2 separate regions of the Homo sapiens genome follow, and region 2 is linked to region 1. Evidence: chromatin contacts called from ENCODE POLR2A ChIA-PET data. All regions are on one chromosome and are shown on one strand. The core of a region is the stretch at or near the end of the contact, and the rest is flanking DNA. Distances in the headings are between cores, read along the strand shown. Region 1 holds the start of ASCC3 (activating signal cointegrator 1 complex subunit 3). Region 2 holds the start of TRAF3IP2 (TRAF3 interacting protein 2).

Region 1 (3,706 bases), core at 872-3,371:
CCTGGGCACACCACCTCAAGGAATCTCCACATGTTCAGCTTTCAGAAGCTTTATGAACCCTGTCATTTTGAGTTTTTATGGAGGCTTCACTACATAGGCATAATTGATTAAACCCTTTGGCCACTGGTGATCAACTTAATCTTCAGCCCCTCTCTCACCTCCCTAAGCAGTTAGGGGGTGGGGATGAAAGTCCCAACCTTCTAATAATTCCTTGACCTTTCTGGTAACCAGCCCCCATCCTGAAGCTACTAGGAGCAGCCAGCTAGCTAAGACAAAATTCTTAGTCAATTCATTAGCATACAAAAAGGCAAAATGGGGCCCGTAATCCCAGCACTTTGGGAGGCCGATGCAGGAGGACTGCTTGAGCCTAGGGGTTCCAGAGATACACAGGAGATCAATCAGACCAAAGTGAAGACTGGAAAGAAACTGATTTCTACCTCAAAAGAAAAAGCTTTTTATTTATTTATTTTTTTTGAGGTAGAAACTGAGGTAGAACTGTGAACTTTATATTTAAACAAGCTTTGAAAAAGAAAAACTTACTCTTCTGAAATGGCAAACCACTGGTACATATACTACTTTTTGATCAAAGGCAATATCAAATCATGCTGTTAAAGCAAGATCATCTGTTCCCCTTTCAATGCCAATTACATATATACATTGACAATAACTTTTTCTTTTAAAAGCTTTGTTTTGGTTAACTACAGATCCATGGCATGAGAAAGAACCCTAGTCAAGATTCTGTCTTAAAAGGAGGCTGCTGGATTATAGAAAGTTCATGAGCACAGAGACTGTCTCTCTCTTGCTCTCCTAGGCCTAGCCCAGCGTTTGACACATAGGAAGACTTGAATGAATGAATGACAAAAAACTGTTAAGCAGGGATCAAGAAAGCTGAACCATGAAAAATTAATTTCTCATATAAATAGGATTATTTAGCCTAAGCTTAAGAGCATCTTTAAGGATCATTTTTCTCATGCAAGACTATTATAACCATCATTAAAAAAAAGAGACAACATAAACTGGAGCACAATCCATAGTAAAACCAAAAGCTTAATTCTCAACATTTGAGAACTTTGAGAATCAGAAAAAGGATTTCAATCTATGAAACATAAAATCTGGTGATGGAGAAAATGGCTGTCAATCTCACCTAACCTAGGGAAAGAAAGAAAATGTAACCATGAGTTTGAATGCACAAGTGACAACACATCAAACTTTTACCAGCCCCTAGAATTATGCTTCTTTTAAACCAAAGAATAGCAAATACCATTAGCACACTGCATTCCATGAGTAAGTTAATTTATAAGAAACCTATTTGAAATGACTGCCCAGTACTCACAAAACCTCCCTAGCACCCACATACACATTTATTTATTTCAAAATGACATTATAGGCTCCTTGATTGCGAAATTCACCCACAATCCATCACGGTCAGCTACCTATTTACTTTCCAGTGTGTTGGGGGAAAAATATGAGGAAGATTTCTTTCCCCAAATCTACGTGAAGAAAACGAAGTTATCAAGGCTTTGTAACAGAAAAAAAGAAAACAAATTACCCATGCATGGGACAGAAAAACCTCATCTGGTCACGTTGTGGCTTAACACTTGGACAATATGTAGCTTAGGTTAAGTTTTCTATCCCCAACCCCACCTACAAACTCTAGGAATGGGCGGTATTGTTGCGAGACCCCGGACTCGACCTCATGCCACTGAAAAGGATGACAGGTCGGGACTTGCCCCGGAGGCAGGAAGAGAATCTCTGGCGGGTCGCGTAGCCCGCCTCGCCGTCCCCGCCTCCAGCCAGCTCCCCTGGCCGCGGCGACCCTTCTCGTCCTCCCACCTCCACCTCCACCTCCTCACCTCTCGGCCTGGCTCACGCGTTTCCCATCACTCTGTCAGCTCCTGCCACCGCGCCTTCTTCCCTTTCGGTTTTACTTTAACTTCCCACGCCGGGTGAGGAGCTGAGCGCAGGGCCAAAGATGCGAGCGGGCAGCTGTATCGCCGCGCCCCGTCCGCCCTCCAAGCCGCGCTTGCCGGGGTCGCGCCCAGTCACAGGGAACCGCGTGTGAGGACCATCAGTCAGACAGACAGACGCAAAGACGCACAGACCCGGCGAGGAGGGACAGAGTGGAGCTGGCGCCGGCCTACACGTCACCGCCCCGCTGCAGCGCCAACGTCGGCACGTCGACTCGTCGACTCCGGGCCCTCTGCCCCGCCCGCGTGCGCGCGCCGCTCCGCCTCCCGCCTCCAGCCTCTAGTCCGCTGGGTTCGGAGGAGCAGAGGCGGAAGGTCCCGGCGGCGGCGAGGATGCGCCCCAGGGCGGGAGCGGGACGCTCCACTTTACCCTGGCTGCCCGCAACGGGCCAGGCCTGCCGTCTCTACCTCTCTACCTGTGAGTTTTTTCCCTGCATTTACTTCAGTCTGCCGCGTCTTCTCCCCGCCCTTCTCTGTAAGGTAAATATGTGGAGGAAATAATTCCTATTAAAGGTAAAGGAAAGGAGAGCAATTTGAATGAAGAAACAGGTAGTTGCTATCGTCGTTTTCAGCCAAAGCCCTCTGGCTGCTAGAGAGTATACATGGTTCTCTGGTGTCAAGGCCTGTTTTCCATAAGCTTTCTGGATTCTCAGCTTAGTTCCCTCAAAGTGATCTCTGCAAGTCGGCTCTTCGGTCAGAAGACCTCCTCCAAAAACAGAAAGCCCAAAGATTCCCTAACTCGATTGAAAAGATAGGAAGATACGAAGAAAAACTAACCTAAAGAATTGTGTGGTTTATCTGCAAAGAGTTCTAGACTAAAAGCCAACAATGCAAAGATAGTATGAGTTAATATGTTTGTTGTGGCTCTCTTCTGCCATTCCCGCTTCCTCAAGGTAATGTGCCCCGATGCCTGGTAGAACTGTTTTGTAGAGGCAGCCAATAGTGATCCAGTTATTGTCTTTACTGGTCAGACCACCTCTGAAGTGCTGTGTTCAGCATTTGAAGACTTTAATCAAGCTGGCATTATATCAGGGAAGAGCAAAATGATGACGAGAACTCAAAAACAGGGCAAGTGAAGAAGGATTGATTAAACCTTCCAGGACTCACCTAGAAGAGAGAAAACTACTGGACTCTCTCCAAATATGAAATGACCTATCATGTGAAGTTGATTTGTTTCATGTGATGCAAACTTCAGGGAACAGATTTAAGATCCTGAAAAGAAGATGCCCTTGTAGCACGACCCAAAGAATTGCCTACCTTAGCATGTGTGAATACCTCAACCACAGAATTTTGCTTCAAGGAGATTCTGAAGCTCACTTAATAGGGACTTGGTACAGGGGAGCCACACATCAACAGAATAATTAGTTGATGGTTTTGTTAAAGATATTTCCAGTCTTGAGATTACATGTGTCTTTGGTCCTGGACTTCATAGAGTTTACAAGTTAGTTCATGAGACAAGACAAATGCATCACAAAAATAAATAATGCAAGGAGGCCAAGTGATAATGAGAGGTGCTGATAAGTGCTAGGAATTCACATGACAGATTATTCCCATCACAGTTCCAGAGGCTTAAGGGAGAAGAGAGGAACTGAAAATAGACTACCTAGAACTGCCCTATCCATTGGGGTAGCCACCAGTTAAATACGTCTCTTGACATTTGAAATGTGGCTTGTCCAAACTGAGACATGCAATGAGTCCAAAATGTACACCAGATTTCAAAGACTTAGAAAACAAATGTA
Region 2 (3,706 bases), core at 682-3,181, about 11 Mb after region 1:
GATTAGAGCGAGGCTGGCAAGTGCACAACAGTTAGCCTGCTTTCAGATAATGGTGCATCGTTGTTTGAAAATAAAATCAGGAACTCATTGCAGGTGAAATATCTTGAAATTCCTGTCCTTTCATCCCAGGGGAATAGAGAGAAATGCCTAAAAACATGACACGGACTACACCAGGACATCCCACAGAAACCAAAAGTCCTGCACCAGCCCATCCCAGTCAGCTAGGGCCTGTTTGAACTGTATTGATGGCAAGTAATTGCCAAAAAGAAACAATGACAATTTTTTTTTAAGTCACGGTCTGGAAAAAGTTAAGGATTCTGTGTATCCGCCATCTAATAATGTCTCTAATCACAGTCATCACCCTTACATGGTATTAGGATGTGTTTCATAGTTTCCCTTCCCCTCCCATTAAAGGCCCCACACACAGTGACTGGTCCAGCTGAGGAGTGGTTTCCAGGTCCAGCTACAGCAGTAACTCTGGCTTCTGGAGCTGGGCTTGTCTGCCAGTTCTCTGGCCTGCCTTGACTCTGTGGACAATAGCACAGACTATCCTTCCTGGGTAACCCAAATGGGACATGAACTAATTCGAGAAACTCCCTGTTTTCTCCTATTTGGCTAGAGCCAGTAATAAGGCCTCAATTCCAGGCAGCCCTCCCGCAGAGACACGTGTCTCCCAGCCTTTCGCCCTGACTGCTGCTTTACCTCTTGCCTTGAGAGCAGACGAGTGAAACAGAAATCAAAGCAGTTGACATGGAAGGGGGGTGAGCACCTACTAGGCATTTGGTAGCATGCTGGATTCTGGGAGGTAGAAAAATATCAGGAAACAAAGTCCTTTCCTCAAGGGGGTAACCAACTGGTAGTGGGAGGTAAAATTAAAATATGTGAATAATCGGTAAACAAAACAAGTCTTGAAGACCACCCATTACCACTACCCCTCTGGGACTATCCTGGCTTTGTTTTATAAGGGAATTTGACACACTCATGTTAGATCACCACCCCCCATCAATTTACTGATGAAGAAATCCAGGCTTAGTGGAGTCAGAGTGAATTGCCTAAGTCATGGAACCACAAGAAGTGAAGAACTTGAAACCAAGTTTCTTGTCCTTTTAAAAAATTTGGCCTCTTGTTCTCCTGTTCCTTTAAAAAAAAAAAAATCCCCCTATTCTAAGATACCATCTTGAACTTGAAAGTCACAAGAAGCTTGATTAGCTTCTAAGATCAAGTTCTGGCATTTCTCCCCCTTGTTCCCAAAGGCTCCGTCCAGCGCCAGGCTGGGAGGGCTGGAGGGCGGCTGCGGAGAGGGGCCGGGAGGCGGCTCACAGCCAGCACAGAGCTCAGCAGAACTTCCTGGCCCAAAAATGTGCTGTTGATTTTTTTCCCCCCTGCACGAAACAAGGATTGAGAAAACTGCCACTGACGTGTTCTGGGGCTGAAAGCCAATTACTTAATCTTTGCCATCCCTGGCTCTCTCTTTGGAGAAGTGGGGCTTGAATTCTTGAGAGAAACTTGTGGGGACACTAAGTACCCAAACGAATGGTTCCCAGGCAGCTCCGAGCTGTCCCCGTGTGCGAGCCTCCTCTCCTCAAAGGGTTAACCCGGCGGGGCTCGCTGGCCTGAAATACTATACTAGCAACACATCCTTGCAGCACAAACTTCACTGTCATTTTCTCAGCTAAGATGGTCTCTGTGCGAACAAGTTAAAGGAGGGGAGACGAACACAGAGGAAAGTAGAGGCAGAATGTTTCAGTAAAGGAGAAACAGCGTGCTTTGGGAAATAGGTCAGAGGTGAAGAAATAAGACCAGGCAAGTGGCAACTCCGAATAACTTACCTTAGATCCACCACGGACAGACAGACTGGGCCCGGAGGGTAGTCGGCTCTCGGCGGCTTCTCGTCTCCCTCCACCTTCTCCGGGCCCAGGTAAGTAGAAGAACAGGCTCTGAAGCAGGAAGTGGAAGCTGTATGCAAATTTCTACGGAGCCTAGGAAGCCTCTGCTCAAAATCTCCCTGTGGGCAGTGAATCAACGGCTGAGGAGTCACTTTATTTCTTAAAACAGAAACCTCCTTCATTCATGAGAAAGGGCCAGTGACCAATTAGGCGGCATTTTTGTTTTCGCCACCCAGCTAAGAAGCTGCCCAGGAGTGGGCAGAACCTCAGTGTAGTCGCAGTGCCCTCGCCTGGGAGGGTGTCTCCGGGAGGAGATTGAACTCGAATGTTAAGAATTAGTAATCATTAGCAGCTCCAAAGGAGGGGATTGTGGGCAGATAATGGGGAAGAAGAGGGAGTCGAGCTTCTTCCACCTCCTCTAACTGCTTAAAACATCAGCATTGCCGAGCGCGGTGACTCACGCCTGTAATCCCAGCACTTTAGGAGGCCGAGGCGGGAGGATCACGAGGTCAGGAGATCGAGACCATCCTGGCTAACAAGGTGAAACCCCGTCTCTACTAAAAAATACAAAAATTAGCCGGGCGTAGTGGCGGACGCCTGTAGTCCCAGCTACTCGGGAGGCTGAGGCAGGAGAATGGCGTGAACCCGGGAGGTGGAGCTTGCAGTGAGCCGAGATCGCCACTGCACTCCAGACTGGGCGACAGAGCGAAGACTCCGTCTCAAAAAAAAAATTTAAAAAAACCCAAAAAATCAGTATTTGCTGCCCATAACCACTGGGGGGGTGGGGGGGGGCTCACTGACCATGCTCCTGGACACACGTGTACACACAGCATACACATGCCTGTGGCTTGTGCACACACACCACCCTATTGTCAGGCACAAAAAAAGTGGTTAATTTTAAGAACACACACACACACATACATACACATGCACACATGCACACTAACCTCCTCTGGCTGCATTTTCCTGACCTCAAGATTTTTTTTCTCCCCTTTCCTTCCCATTGTTTAATCAGTAGCCTGCAGAATTTATTGCATGAAGGAGCGCTGCAGGCAGGATGATACCCAGCGATGTGAACAGAGAGAGAGAGAGACAACTGCCTTTCGGGGCAGCAGTCAGTAATGGGAGCAGTGTTAGCTGGAGCTTTGGAGTCAGGAGGACCTGGGTACGAACTCAGCCATGTCACTGGCCAGCTGGGCGCCCTGGGCAGACACACCATGCTCCTGGTGCTGGACTTGTCTGCCTGTTGAAGGGGTCCAAGTGTCAGTCCACTCAGCCGGCTATCTCTCTACTCTCATCAAGGGGACAGGCCCCAGAGCATCCCTGTTCAGATTGTACCAGGTTCTGCTCAAGCAGGATACAGGAAGCAGGTTGCTCAACATTCCACAAGCAGAGAAAATGCAGCTTGTTTTTAACACAGTATACACAGGTTGTTTGCATTTGGTTTGCAGAAAATGATGCAGCTATTAAAAATCATCAATATGTATGTATTATCTGAGCCACTAACATGAAAAAGTGGCTCTGAGATATTATTTAACTAAAAGTATTATCTTATTTTTTGCCAATATATGTGACATATACACACACATAGATATGTATATCGATTTTTTTTAAGAGACAGTGTCTCAGTCTATTGCCCAGGCTGGAGTGCAGTGGCGCAATCATAGCTCACTGCAGCCTTGACCTCCTGGGCTCAAACAATCCTCCTGCCTCAGTCTCCCGGGTAGGTGGGACTACAGGTGCACACCGCCACACCTAGCTAATTTTTAAATTTTTTCTAGAGACAGGTCTCCCTGTGTTGCTGAGGCTGGTCTTGAACT

Evidence for each region. ChIA-PET counts read pairs that join two places held with the same protein, here RNA polymerase II (POLR2A).
Region 2: POLR2A ChIA-PET joins it to region 1 with 11 read pairs in CD4-positive, alpha-beta T cell. The contact joins the promoter of TRAF3IP2 here to the promoter of ASCC3 in region 1. POLR2A ChIA-PET finds 5 or more read pairs at or near these places in 2 of 52 experiments (CD4-positive, alpha-beta T cell and OCI-LY7).

The regions. Positions count from the first base shown.
Region 1 is chr6:100,879,208-100,882,913 of GRCh38, forward strand. It overlaps ASCC3 (activating signal cointegrator 1 complex subunit 3), which reads right to left and starts at 2,122. Exons shown (of 42, transcript NM_006828.4): 1 at 1,854-2,122. It overlaps LOC107984041 (a long non-coding RNA gene), which reads left to right and starts at 2,250. Exons shown (of 8, transcript XR_007059692.1): 1 at 2,250-2,447. RefSeq lists an enhancer at 1,966-2,085.
Region 2 is chr6:111,603,947-111,607,652 of GRCh38, forward strand. TRAF3IP2 (TRAF3 interacting protein 2) reads right to left here and starts at 1,932. Exons shown (of 9, transcript NM_147686.4): 1 at 1,830-1,932. RefSeq lists enhancers at 1,641-1,710, 2,001-2,050, 2,896-3,528.